Linked DNA regions of Homo sapiens: region 1 is linked to region 2. A link is an interaction called in ENCODE POLR2A ChIA-PET data of the cell type or tissue named here. Cell type or tissue: Panc1. All regions are shown on one strand. Links, peaks and the distances in the headings refer to the core of each region. The heading gives the core; the rest is flanking DNA. Region 1 overlaps QSER1 (glutamine and serine rich 1). Region 2 overlaps CD59 (CD59 molecule (CD59 blood group)).

Region 1 (11,372 bases), core at 2,984-6,983, 790 kb after region 2:
TTTGGACTCCCAAAGTGCTAGGATTACAGGTGTGAGCCACCACACCTGGCCTCCACTGTCTTTAAATAATGAGGTTTTAATTTTTGCTCAGTGTGAATTATCAAGATTTTTTGTTTTATAGTTTGTGCTTTTGGTGTCCTAAGAAATCTTCACCAACCCAAAGTCACTAATACATTCTCCTATTGTTTTATTTTGTAAGTTTTAATGTTTTTGCTTATATGTTTAGGTCTGTGACTCATTTTGAGATCTTTTTGTGTGTATGGTATGAGGTAAAGTTCAAGGTTCAAATTTTTCACATTTTCGCTTTTTAAAAATTAGGTATAATTTGCATAGGTAGAATTCACCTTTTCTAGGGCTTTTTTAAATGAGATGGAGTCTTGCTCTGTCGCCAGGCTGGAGTGCAGTGGTGCGATCTCAGTTCACTGCAACCTCCACTTTCCGGGTTCAAGCGATTCCCCTGCCTCAGCCTCCTGAGTAGCTGGGACTACAGGCACCCGCCATCACACCCGGCTAATTTTTTATATTTTAGTAGAGATGGGGTTTCACCATGTTGGCCGGGATGGTCTTGATCTTCTGATCTCGTGATCCACCCGCCTTGGCCTCCCAAAGTGCTGGGATTACAGGTGTGAGCCACCGTGCCCGGCCTTTTTTTTTGAGACAAGAGTCTCACTCTGTTGCCCAGGCTGGAGTGTAGTGGTGTGATCTCGGCTCACCACAACCTCCACCTCCTAGGTTCAAGCAATTCTCCTGCCTCAGCCTCCTGAGTAGCTGGGATTACAGGCGTGCACCACTGCGCCAGGCTAATTTTTTTTTGTATTTTTAGTAGAGACGGGGTTTTGCCATGTTGGTCAGGCTGGTCTTAAACTCCTGACCTCAGGTGATCTGCCCACTTCGGCCTCCCAAAGTGCTGGGATTACAGGCGTGAGCCACTGTGCCCAGCCCTCTAGTGTGTGTTTTCATACCTGCATAAACAAACCACAGAAACCAAGGGAGAGAACACTTCCATCACCACAAAGATTCCCCCTGCCTCTCTGCAGTGAACCCATCCTACCACCAAGTCCCCAGATCTGTTTTCTGCTTCTGTGATTTTGCCTTTTCCAAAATGTCATATAGATGGAATCATTTAATATGTAGTCTTTGTGTCTGGCTTTTCACTTAGTGTAACACCTCTGAGATTCATCTATGTTGTTATTTCTATCAGTGATTCATTCCTTTTTATTGCTGAGCAGTATTCCATTGCATGGTTGTACCACAGGTTGGTTTGTTTTTTAAAACCTTCTCACCAGTTGAGAGACATCTGGGGCAATCATGAATATAGCTGCTATACACATGTGCATAAGTTTTTGTGTGAACATAAGTTTTAATTTCACTTGAGTAGAGAGATGGCTGAGTTATACAGTAATGTATCTTTAACTCAGATAAACTGCATGTTTTCCAGAGTGGCTATAACATTTTACATTCCCACCAATAATGTATGTCTAGTAACTCTGCATCCATATGGGCCCTAGGTATTGTTAGTTTGTAAGTTGTTACTTAAAAAAAAAAATAGGCCGGGCATGGTGGCTCACGCCTATAATCCCAGCACTTTGTGAGGCTGAGGTGGGTGGATCGCTTGAAGTCAGGAGTTCAAGACCAGCCTGGCCAACATGGCAAAACCCCATCTCTACTAAAAATACAAAAATTAGCCAGGCATGGTGGCACAGGTCTGTAATTCTAGCTACTCGGGAGGCTGAGGCATGAAAACCAATTGAACCTGGGAGGCGGAGGTTGCAATGAGCCGAGATCACACCACTGCACTCCAGCCTGGGTGACAGAGTGAGACTCTGGCTCAAAAAAAAAAAAAAAAAAAAAAATTAGCCATTCTAATTGATGTACAATAAGTATCTCACCATCTGCCATGTAGAAATCTTTAGTAAAAGTACTACTGAAATATTCTGCCCATTTTTATTGGGTTGTTTTCTATTACTGAGTTTAGAGAGTTGCTTATATATTCTGGAGCAAGTTCTTGGCCAGTTATGTTTTGCAAATATTTTCTCCCACCCGGTGGCTTTCATTCTTGCAACAGTATCTTTAGAAGGGCAAAAGCTCTTAATTTTGATCAGTTTTTAATTTATCTATTGTACTTTTGGTGGTGTACCTAAGAAATCTTTGCCTAATTTAAGATCTCAAAGATTTTCTGTTTTCTTCTGGAAGTTTTATAGTATTAACTTTTCCATTTAGGGCTATAATCCATTTGGAGTTAATTTTTTATACGTGGTGTAAAAGGTTGATACTCATTTTTAAAATTTCAATGTGCGATGGTTCCAGCACTATATATTGAAAAGATTATTCTTTACCTATTGAATTGTCTTGGCACCTCTGTCAAAAACCAATAAACCATATATATGGGTTTCTATTTCTTGACTATAGTGTTACACTGACCAATGTCTGTTCATATAAATCAATCCACAAATAACTATATTTTTATACAACTGTGTTTATAGTGTCTTCAATTCAATAACACAAATCTTCCAAATTTGTTCTTTTTCCAAAATTGTTTTGCTGTGCTAGGTAGTTCCACATACATTTGAGTTAGCTTGTCAATTTCTATGACAACAAAAAAACTGTATTGAATCTAAACATCAATTTGGGAAAAACTATACCATCTTAAAAGTACTGAATCTTTTAAGCCATGAATATGGTACAGCTGTTTCTGGTCTTTAATTTCTCTCAACAATCTTTTGTAGTGTTTAGTGTATAATTCTTACATGTATTTTGTTAAATTTATCCCTAAGTGTCTTTTGCTATTCTGTTCTAAATGATTTTGTAAAAAAACAAATTTGGAATACAACTTTCATACCATAAAGGTCACCCTTTTAAAGTATGCTAATCAGTGGTTTTTAGAATATTCAGACTTGTCCAACTGTCACCACAATCTAATTTTAGAATATTTTGATCATCCCCCCCAAATAAACGTGTATCCATGAGCAACTGGTCCTATTTCCCTCCTCTCTTCTGCCCCTGGCAATCACTGATCTACCTTCTGTCTCTATGGATTTGCCTATTCAAAATAACTCATAAAAACTGAATCATACTACCTGTGGCCTTTTATGACTGGCTTCTTTCACTAAATATGTTTTCAAGGTTCACCTTATTACAACATGGATATATCAGTACCTCATTCCTTTTTAGGGCTGAATATTCCATTGTATGGATATACCACATTTTGTTTATCCATTCATCAGCTGATGGACATTTGGGTTGTTTCTACTTTTGGGCTATCATAACGATGCTATGAACATTCATGTACAAGTTTTTGTATAGATGTATGTTTTAATTTCTCTTGGGTATATATATCCAGGAGTGAAATTGCTGGGTCAAATGAAAACTCCATGTTTAACATTTTGAGAAATGGCCAAACTGTTTTCCAAAGTGGCTGTACCATTTTACATTCCCACCAGCAAAGTATAAGTTATAATTTCTCAACATTCTCACTAATATTTATTATCTGTATTTCTCATCTATAGTAGACATCCTAACAGGTGTGGAGTGGTTCTGATTTGCATTTACCTCATTATGACTAATAATGTACAGCATCTCTGCATGTGCTTACTGACCACTTGCATCTTCTTTGGACAAGTGTCTACTCACATGCTTTGCTCATATTTTAACTGGGTTATCTTTTTATTATTAAAGTATAAGAGTTCTTTAAATATGCTGGATACAAATCCCCGATAAATCTGATTTTTAACATTGTTTTCCATTCAGTGGTTATCTTTTCACTTTCTGATGGTATCATGTACAGCACAAAAATTTTTTATTTTGAAGTCCAATTTATTTTTTCCTTTGTCACACTCATGCTTTTGATAGCATATCTAAGAAATAACTTGTAATCCAAGGTCATGAAGATTTATGCCCATGTTTTCTCTAAGAGTTTTTTAGTTTTAGCTTTTACATTTAGGATGACAGATCCATTTCAAATTAATTATTTTATATGGTGTGAGGTAGGAGTCCAGTTTCATTCTTTTGCTACTCAAAGTATAATGTAGAAATCCCTTAATACAAAAACCCAAATGCCCAACTGCTATTTTCAAAATACTCTTACGATTTTATATGCTTTTAAAATGATCATAGCAATCATTCTCTATATTAAAACAAGCTACATGTGTATTTCCTTACTCTGGCGGACAGAGCCCAGAAGCAATGACACTCCAGCAGCAAAGAACATACCTAGTGCCCAGATTGGTTTCTCGTACCATTCTCCAAGAAAAAGGAACCAAGGCTCCTTGGAGAAATGGCTGATTCTAGTACTGGGGCAGGAAATATACAAGATGAGTCTAGAGTATCTTGTAGTGCCAGAAAGTAAGAAAGTGCTAAAAAGAAAGGGGGCAGAAAGGGAGGGAGAAAAAAAGAAAAGACATTTATGTCAAAGGAACACACAAGCTATTTGAAAAGAGTTCCCAATGACCAAAGCAGGAACATTTTGAGCAACAAAATAGTACTGGCTTGTAACCCGAAGTATAAAATATATATCCATGGGTCCATACTGATAAACGATTGAATAAATAGAGAGGAAGAGACAAATTCCCCTTGAAGAATTCCCAATTAATTTATGTAGATTCTCTACCCTGAAGGAGGGAGACCATAACTCCCCACTCAGGTGTGGACTGCACACAGTGACGCCTTTCCAAAGAGTATAGTATTGAAAGGAGGAAAAAAAGAGTAACTTTACAGTGTAGAAACCTGACAAGAATCGACCAGGTGATAAAGGCTTTATCAGTAGTGATAAATCACGTTGATAGTATGTACCACTGACAGGATGTGATGAAAGTGACACTTTGCCCCTGTGGTCTCCCTCCTCAAAACCAGTAACACCGGTCTAAACATGAAAAGAAAAAACATTAGGCAAATTCCAAAAGAGGGGTATCCTACAAAATACTTGCCCAGTACTTCTGAAAACTGTGAAGGTTATCAAAAGCAAAGTAATAAGAGGTTGAGGCCAGAGAAGTGCTTGATACCAGACTGAGCAACATAGCAATACTCAGTCTCTAAAAAACTTTTAAAAATTTGCCAGGCCTAGTGGTGCTTGCCTGTAGTTTCCAGCTACACATTTCGGCCCAGGAGTTCGTAGGTGATCATGCCACTGAACTCTAGCCTGGATGACAGAGCAAGACTCTGTCTCTAAAAAACAAAACCGCAACAACAAAAACAACAAACTAAGCTGGAAAAACTGTCACAGATAAGAGGAGACAGAAAAAGACATTAAGTAAATCTATGGAAATCTGCATAAACTATAGGCTTTAGTTAATAATACTGTATTAATATTGGTTCATTAACTGTAACAAATGTCCCATACCAATGCAAGATGGTAATAATAGGGAAAACTAGGTGGGGGGTGTATGGGAACTCTATACTATGTTCCTGATTTTTCTGTAAATCTAAAACAGTTCCCAAAAATGAAGTCTACATTTAAAAAAATGTAAGCCATGCTAAATCTAAACACAACTTCCTAAGCGTTAGAATAATTATTGATCTAATTTATAAATATCAGGGGTTTTTGGGGGGAAGAGGGTGTTCCTTATAAATCTTTGCTAACTCCAATCACTTCTTGAACAGACAAGGAATTATTATACCTAACTGGTTTCCTTGCCTCTGCTCTTGCCCCTCCTTCCCCTCATCCTCAGCCTGAGTCATTCTCTTAAAAAGGTAAAATCAAATCATGAAAAACTTTCCAACGGCTTCCCACCTCACAAGAGCCACAACTTCTTACAAAGTTCTCAAGGCACTACATGATCTAGTTGCTGCTCCCTTACACCTCTGATTTTAGCTCCTATTTTTTACTCCCAGCCAGACAGGTCTCTTGCCTCATCCCTCAAACTCACTCCTCATTTCCCCTTAGGTCTCTGCTTAAATTTCACCTCTCAAGATTTCCCTGACCACCCCATAAAAAACAACATCCTTACTCTGTCCTCTCTCTCCACATGCCCTAACCCTCTTTATTTTTCTCCATGCATTAATAAACACTCAACATACTATATGTATTTACTATATATAGTATGCTAGTTTGCCCAGTATGCACTGAAAGGTAAACTCCTTAAGGACAGGGCCTTTGCTTTATTCACTGGTACATCCCAAGCACCCAGAATAGTATGTGGTACACAGCAGGTAGTCATAAATAATTACAACCCATGTACAGTTTCGGAAGAGAAATCAGCTTCAAGTTAGAGCTCAATAATCTCTCAAACTTCTACTGAGTGCCTACTTGACTGGGCAGGCATCCTGTTAAGGACTAGGGATTCAAAAATGAAAGATTAAGCCAGTAGGTCACTCCATGCTAATTAAAAACTGAATTATCTGAGACTTAATATTATTAATTTTAGGCATTATATCAGGATTTCATATAAGGCCAAAACCTACTTGAGCTACCATCTAATGATATTAATTACTGAAGCACAAAACAAGAGAGCTCCACATCATAAGTCACAGAAAGCAATACAGAGAAATGCTGGTTTTTTTTTTTTTTTTTTTTTTTGAGACAGAGTCTCACATTGTCACCCAGGCTGGAGTGCAATGGCACGATCTCAGCTCACTGCAACCTCTGCCTCTGAGGTTCAAGCGATTCTCCTGCCTCTCCCAAGTAGCTGGGACTATAGGCCGGTGCCACCACGCCCAGTTAGTTTTTGTATTTTTAGTGGAGATGGGGTTTCACCATGTTGGCTAGGCTGGTCTTGAACTCCTGATCTCAAGTGATCCGCCCACCTCGGCCTCCCAAAGTGCTGGGATTACAGACATGAGCCACCACACCTGGCCATAAAATAGGGTTTTTTAGTATCTTGTGTTCAATGGGATAAAGATTACATTTGACATTAAGTTAGCTGTGAATAAAGCAACAGTAGTTAACTGAATTAAGAAAATATTAATAAAATCTCATGCCTCCCTCAAAAAGTTAAACATCATTACCACATGGCCCAGCAACTCTACTCCCATATACCCATGAGAATGGAAACATGTTCACACAAAAACTTGTACATAAATGTTCATAGCAACATTATTCATAATAGTCAAAAGGTGGAAACAATCCAAATGTGCAAAAACTAATAAATGAATAAACAAAACGTGATGTAGTCAAACAAAGGAATACTATTCACCCACGAAGAGGCACAAAATACTGATACATGCTACAACCTGGAGGAATCTGGAAGTACTATGCTAAATGAAAGAAGCCAAACACAAAAGACCACATATAATTCCATTTAGAGTCATGCCCGGCCGGGCGTGGTGGCTCACACCTGTAATCCCAGCACTGCGGGAGGCCGAGGTGGGTGGATCACCTGAGGTCAGGAGTTCGAGACCAGCCTGGCCAGCATGGCAAAACCCCGTCTCTACTAAAAATACAAAAATTAGCTGGGTGTGGTGGCATGCATCTGTAGTCCCAGCTACTCAGGAGGCTGAGGCAGGAGAATCGCTTGAACCCGGGAGGTGGAGGTTGCAGTGAGCTGAGATCACGCCACTGCACTCCAGCCTGGGCAACAGAGCGAGACTCTGAGACTCCATCTCAAAAAAAAAAAAAATAGAGTCATGCCCAACATAACAATGTTTCAATCAACAGACCACATGTACAACTTACAATACCTTATTTTTACTGTACCTTTTCCATGTTTAGGGGTGTTTAGATACACCAATACTTACCATTGTGTTACAACTGCCTAGAGTATTCAGGGCAGTAAGATCCTGTACAGGTTTGTAGCCTAGGATTGACAGATCATACCATATAGCCTAGGTGTGTACAGTCTACACCATCTAGGTTTGTGTAAGTATACCCTAAGATGTTTGCACAGTGATATAATTACCTAACGACACATTTCTCTGAACATACCCCTTTTGTCAGGTGATGCATGGCTATATATGAAATGTCCCAAACAAGCAAATCCATGGAGACAGATTACTGCATTTGCTAGGGTCTGGGGAGAGGGGAAACTAGGAAAAGACTGCTACTGGGTATGTGGTTCTTTATTAGGTAATGAAAATGCTCTAGAAATTAGATAATGGTGATGGTTGTACAACCTTGTGAGTATTCTAAAAATTATTGAATTGTACGATTTAAAATGGTCACTCATCCATGTAAATTGTATCAATAAAAATTATATTCATCCAGCCGAGCGCGGTGGCTCATGCCCGTAATCCCAGCATTTTGGGAGGCCGAGGCAGGCGGATCACCTGAGGTCGGGAGTTGGAGACCAGCCTGACCAACATAGAGAAACCCTGTCTCTACTCAAAATACAAAATTAGCCGGGTGTGGTGGCGCATGCCTGTAATCCCAGCTACTCGGGAGGCTGAGGCAGGAGAACTGCTTGAACCCAGGAGTTGGAGATCACACCATTGCACTCCAGCCTAGGCAACAAGAGTGAAACTCCATCTCAAAAAAAAAAAAACAAAATTATATTCATCCAACCTTAGTGATCATTTTTAATTTTTCATGAACTACGCAACACTACCAAAAGAAGGTGGTTTCTAGATAAGCCTTGCTGTCATGCATGTATTCAATCTTTTATGGTTGGCCCATCTCCATATACCATATAATAATGTTTTTTAAAAATCTGTGCTTTATGGTTTTAAAATCAATTTCAGAAGGTATTAATCTTAGCAATAATAATCTGATAGTACTGGTCTGTTGAGATTGTTTATTTTTTAATCAAAAGCCAGAATTTCTTTTTTATAATCCTAAAAGGAAAAAGCATGCCTCAAAACATGGTCTTGATTTGTAATTCCACGTTTGGACCAGTATAGACTCGTCTTTGAATATAGGTACATTTATGTAAGATAGGACCTACTGTGGCCCAGCATAGCCCTTCTTAATCCCCAAGCCCTGGGTAGTCGTGGTAGGGAGAGAATAGTAAACTTTTACCATCACCTTACAAACTCCAAGTATTACCTCAGCTAAATCCTAGAGGAGAATGAACCAAGTCTCAATCTTCATATTCCCAGCCCTAGCATAAAACAAATCTTCTATCTCCTCCCCACACTCATGAGTAAGGTATGAAATTGAGGACAAGGAAGGTTAGAATTTTGCAAAGGGAAGTATCATCTTCTTTCCGTCACTGTCACATTTTAAAAAAAAATTATAATTTTCTCAAATAACCAAAACAGGCCAGGTGCAGTGGCTCACACCCATAATCCCAGCACTTTGGGAGGCCAAGGCTGGAGGATTGTTTGAGTCCAGTAATTCAAGATCAGCCTGGGCAACACAGTGAGACTCTCTACAAAAAATAATTAGCTGGGCATAGTGGCACCTGTAGTCCAAGCTACTCAGGGGGGCTAAGGTGGGAGGATGGCTTGAGCCCAGCAGGTCAAGGCTACAGTGAGCCATGATCAGGCCGCTACACTTCAGCTTGGGGAACAGAGCAAGACTGTCTCAAAACAAAAAACAACAACAACAAAAATTGAAACAAACCAACAAAGATTAGTTATCAGATTACCACTCTCTACACTGTTTAAGTGTGACCATTTTTTAGTCAACTTCACTATAACAAAGAAAATTAATTTCTAAAGCAGATATAGCTGAGGCAAAAAATTCATCTAAAATGTCCACTCATGCAGTGAAGATGGTATATGACTGTAAGATAAAATGCTTTTAAATATATGCTCTTATGGTTTATACCCAGATATTAATAACATATAAACCTACTCCTTGGGTAGCCTACTCTTATGTTTATGATGCTTAAGAAATAAAACACATTCCAGGTTTAAAAATCAATTAGCAAATGTTTCACGAAATATGTTAAATCTGAGAAAACAAGCCAGTACTTGCACACAAGTAATAAGTTACTTAAGCACTGAATAAATGATTTTGCCTTAAGTAGTCATATCACTTTGTTCTTTTTGTGTTAAATAATTTGGTCACAAATACCTAGAATATAATAAAAATAGAATTCTCTTTAAGCTTTGAAAATATTGTTACAGTTTTAGGTATATCAGCTTTTCATAGTTGAGAAAGATAAACATTCTGGATTGGAAGTTAGGAGCCCCAAATTCCAGTCCTGATTCTGCAAATAAATGCTACAAGACTTTGAGCAAAGTACATAATCTTGTAGAATACTTGTTTTCCTACTTATAAAGCCTAATGTTCTTTGTAGTTCTAATATTCTCAGTTAAGATAAATATTTTTACTTTATTTAGCACACAGTATTCTTTGGTATAAAATCCGAATAGAAATAAACACTAAGTCCACTGAATTAAATCTGTGTGGAACTCTAGCATATACCTATCCCATTCATACCTAAATGCCAAATATTTTAAAATCTTTGTTTTAGCTAATCCAGTTTGATAATTTAAAAGCAAAAACATGTAGCCTAAGAATAATCAGCTCTTATTAAGAAATTATTTATCATGAATTTGAAAAAATAAACGAGGGAACTTTGAAACAACTGTGTAACAGCTGTATAAAAGCATAGCTCTGCAAACAGGCCACAGGATTCAAATCCAGTTCTATATAAATTCTGTGACTTAGAGGCTAGCCACACAGACAATTAGTTAGACTTAACCAAGTCTCCGTTTCCTCAACAGTAAAATATGGGTAATAGTAACACCTACCTTCATCAGGTTGTTGTGAGAGTAAACAATAAAGCACATACGGTCAGCAGCAACTAGCACAGTCCAGCAACTGGCGCATAATGAATGCTGAATCAATGCTACTATTGTTGCACCTAAAGGTAAGTTCTGCATTTATACAACTGACATTTACTGACTGCCAAGTGTTATGCTAGGAACTAGAGAAATAAAAGAGCATAAGTAAATAAACATAACACAATCTGGGAAGACTTCCTCTAGGACATGACAACTGAGTATTAAAAGGACGAGGAAAGACCGGGTGCGGTAGCTCGCACCTGTAATCCCAGCACTTTGGGAGGCCAAGGTGGGCGGATCATGAGGTCAAGAGATCGAGACCATCCTGGCTAACACGATGAAACCTCGTCTCTACTAAAATAAATACAAAAAATTAGCTGGGCATGGTGGCGCGCACCTGTAGTCCCAGCTACTCGGGAGGCTGAGGCAGGAGAATGGCATGAACCCAGGAGGCAGAGCTTGCAGTGAGCCGAGATCGCGCCACGGCACTCCAGCCTGGGCGACAAAGCAAGACTCCATCTTAAAAAAAAAAAAAAAAAAAAAAAAAAAAAGGAAGAGGAGAAATTATCCAGGGAAAGCAAAAGAAAAGAAGGTTCCAAGAAGATAAAAATCACATATATGAAGACCTAGAAATATCCCTAAGATGGCACATTAGAACTGTAGTAATTCAGCATGGTTGTATTGGAGAACAGGGATATGAGGTAGACAGGAACCAAACTATGGAATATTATATACCAAAATAAGGATCTCACATTTTATCTTCAAGGGAA
Region 2 (4,000 bases), core at 1-4,000:
ATTATATACAGTATATAATATTTTATAATAAATGTGTTACTGGTTTGTGTATTTACTATATTTTTTATCATGTTAGCATGTAGTCCTTCTACTTACTAAAAAAATTAACTATAAAACAGCCTCTCGGGAGGCTGAGGCAGAAGAATTGCTTGAACCCAGGAGGCAGAGGTTGCAGTGAGCCAAGGTCGTGCCATTGTACTCTAGCCTGGGTGACAGAACAAGACTCTGTCTCTACAAAAGAAAAAAAAAAAAAAAAACAGCCTCAGCAGGCAGGTCCTTCAGGAGGTATTCCAGAAGAAGGCATTGCTCTCCTAGGACAGGACAGCCCCATGAGTATTCTTACCCCTAAGACCTTCCAGTGGGACAAGATGAAGAGGTGGAAAACAGTGATACTGATGATCCAGACCCTATGTAGGACTAGGCTAATGTGTGTGCTTGTGTCTTCATTTTTAACAAAAACAAGAAAAGTTTTTAAAAATTTTTTTAAATAAAAAAGCTTATAAAATAAGAATAGAAAGAAAATATTTTTGTGCCACTGTATAACATGTTTGTGTTTTACCCTGTTTTATTACAAAGGTAAAAACATTTACAATTAAAAAATTTCTAAAGTAAAGTGGCAGTAAACTAGGGTTGATTTTTTAAAATAAGCTTAGTGTGGACTAAATGTACAATATTTAAAACATCTACAGTAGTGTACAGCAATGTCCTAGGCCTTCACATTCGCCCACCACTCATTCACTGACTTCCAATCTCACAAGCTCCATTCACAGTAAGTGCCCTGTACAGGTGTACCATTTTTAAAATCTTTTGTGTCATATTTTTACTGTATTTTTCTATGTTTAGATATGGTCAGATACACAAATATTTACCACTGCATTACAGTTGCCTACAGTATTCAGTATAGTAACTTGCTGTACAGGTTTGTAGCCTAAGAGCAATAGGACATACCACATAGCCTGAGTGTGTACTAGGCTATTCCATGTAAGTTTGTGTAACTACACGCTATGACGTTTGCACAGAGACAGATATGATGGTGCTATACAAAGTAAGTCTAGAAGAGAGACAGGTTGGCTGCTAATTCAACCAATATTTACTGGCATCCTAGCAGTATAAACCATGGAAGTGTAAGCAAGGTTAAATGTACTTAGTCTTGAAGGAGCCTCTGATGACAGTGTCAAGTGGTCACTGCTGTAATGACGTTCTGAACAAGGGCCACATTTAAGGGTGCCTAGGACAGCTGAAGACTGTTGACTTTAGATAGACTTGAGCCGAAGTCTTCAAAAAGAGTGAGGAGGAGAAAACCTGTAACACTCCAGGGATTCTGATATAAGCCACTTTTATGTGGATAATTCCAAGGCTGGCTTTGGTGAGATTATTACCATCGTTAAGGCTGTTGTTTGAATATGATAATTCAAGTAAAGCACTTTGGTACGCTGCACGACACATAGTAAATGATTAATTGGTAGCAATTATTCATAAATTACTGTCTGTTCTCCCCAAGCTTCTAGGCTTCCCTAATTAAAATTCTGATAGCTTTAAAGCTTTTCAAGTTCCAATGCGTAATTACTGTTACAAAGCAGTAACTTGTCTGAATCACCAGCAGCCTCTAGTACAATATTAGAAGCTTCCAGTTATTTAGTTAAGACTTCAGCAACTAGAGCCATTTCTGGAATACTCTATGTGGACTCTGCCACTTGACTAAACTTCATTAAATTCCAATCCAGATACCCATCCCCTCAGAGGAGGAGGACAGGACAGTTATGCCTGCAGTTATAAACTGAGAAGTGTTGTGTTCCAAGCTCTGCATGGAATTGGGTAAATTAGCTACAAGCCTGAAATAAGGAAGTATGCATCTGCGTTTTTTTCTTTCCAGCACAGAAGATAAGAAACCACTTTCAGGGCAAGGACAAATACCTTCTTATACCCCAGTATCTAGCACACAGGCACTCAGTTATTTTTGGAGAAGAAAATCTACCATAATACCACTCTCTCAACTAATACATTTTTCACCTAACATGCTTTTTCTGAATATTAAAAAAACTGTGATAAGATACTTGGAGTATATACTTCTGGCCTTTATTTTCCTGTGTGCCCAAGGCTATTTTTCCAAAAATGGGACCATGATGGCGTGTTTTTTGTAGAAACTTTTCCAGTATTACTGAATAATCTAATGATTTTTAAAATGAAGTTTCAAATATTTTAAAAATAAATCATCCATGTGGCAAATTAAAAAAACTCAATAGAAACATAAACGAAGTGTATTCTTCCATGATGATAACACTATTAAATTACTTGGGAATCCTTCCAGAGAAAAATAAATGCACTTACCTCAATGTATATGTGCTTTATTTCCACAAATGGGTCACATTCTATACACTGTTCTGCATCTAGGGTTTTTATTGAGATATAATTCACAGACCAGAACGTTTACATTTTAAAGTGTATAATTCAGTGGCTCTTAGTATATTTACAAGGTTGTATGACTTATCGCAACTGTCTAATTCCAGGATCTTTCTGTCACCTTGAAAAGAAACCTGTTAGCAGTCAGTCCTCATTCCTCCCTCCTGCATGCCCCAGCAGTGACTGATGTACTTTCTGTCTTCATAGATTTGGCTCTCCTGGGCACTTCATATGCAAGGAATCATACAGTATTGTGGCACTTTGCGACTAGCTTTTTTTTCACTAAACATAATGTTTCCAAGGTTCACTCATGCTGTGGCATGTATCAGTACTTCATTCTGTTGTGGCCACATAGTATTCTATTGTGTGGATATATCACATTTTGTTTATCCATTCACCAGTAATGGACATATGGGTTGTTTCCACTTTTTAGCAATTTTGAATCATGGTGCCATGAACATTCATGTGGAAACTTGTGTGTGAACGTAGTTTTCAATTCAAACTACGATAAGATACTTGGAGTGTATACATCTGGCCTTTATTTTCCTGTGTGCCCAAGGCTATTTTTCCAAAAATGAGACCATGATAGCATGTTCTTATAGAAACTTTTCCTGTATTACTGAATAATCTAATGATTTTTAAAATGAAGTTTCAAATATTTTAAAAATTATCCATGTGGCAAATTTGAAAAACTCAATAGAAACATAAACGAAGTGTATTCTTCCATGATGATAACAGTATTAAATTACTTGGGAATCCTTCCAGAGAATGGCAGAAGTATATACACTTGTGAGTGGAATTGCTCAGTCAAATGGATAACTCTATCTTTAACTTTTTGCAGAAATGCCAAATTTGTCCAGAGTATCTACACCATTTTACATTCCCACCAGCAATGTTTGAGGGTTCCAATTTTTTCCACTTCCTTGCAACATTTGCTATTTACCATTTTCTTGATCTTAGCCATCCTAGTGAGTATAAAGTGGTATCTCACTGTGATTTTCATTTGCATGTTCCTAATGACTAATGATATCAAGCATCTTTTCATGTACTTATTGGCCATTTGAGAATCTTCTTTGGAGAAATGTTTATTCAAATCCTTTGCCCATTTTTTTTTAAAGAGGCAAGGTCTTGCTTTGTTGCCTAGGCTGGAATGCAGCAGTACAATCATAGCTCACTGCAGCCTTAAAGTCCTGAGTCCAAGTGATCCTCCTGCCTCAGCCTCCCAAGTAGCTAAGACTAAAGGCGCAACACCCTGCCTGGCTAATTTTTTTATTTTTTATTTTTGTAGAGTTGGGATATCACTATGTTGCCCAGGCTGGCCGCAGGCAATCCTCTCACTTCAGCCTCCTAAAGTGCTGGGATTACAGGTGTGAGCCATCACACTGGCCTCATTGTCCATATTTTAATTGGGTTAGTCTTTTTATTGTAGAGTTTAAGAATGTTTTCTATATCCTGGATACTATGCTCTTACATATGACTTTAAAAAAGAAATAGAGAGGGGGTCTTGCCATGTTGACCAGGCTGGTCTGAAACTTCCCGCCTCAAACAATTCTCCCATCTCAGCCTCCCAAAGTGTTGGGATTACAGGTGTGAGCCACCG

What was found. Peaks named below come from ENCODE experiments on the same cell type or tissue, not always from the same donor. Only the 100,000 strongest peaks of a DNase experiment are listed, where the experiment ranks them.
Region 1: POLR2A ChIA-PET joins it to region 2 with 7 read pairs; 2 of 35 experiments call an interaction of 5 or more read pairs at or near these places.

The regions. Positions count from the first base shown.
Region 1 is chr11:32,912,961-32,924,332 of GRCh38, reverse strand. The region is part of intron 1 of QSER1 (glutamine and serine rich 1); the gene reads right to left. Among named protein-coding and RNA genes, the nearest start is that of QSER1, 26 kb to the right of the region's middle. In Panc1, for the core only: no CTCF peak of the experiment used is centred there; no DNase peak of the experiment used is centred there.
Region 2 is chr11:33,711,194-33,715,193 of GRCh38, reverse strand. All of the region lies in intron 3 of CD59 (CD59 molecule (CD59 blood group)), which reads left to right. Among named protein-coding and RNA genes, the nearest start is that of C11orf91, 12 kb to the right of the region's middle. In Panc1, for the core only: no CTCF peak of the experiment used is centred there; no DNase peak of the experiment used is centred there; H3K27ac peaks cover 406 bases.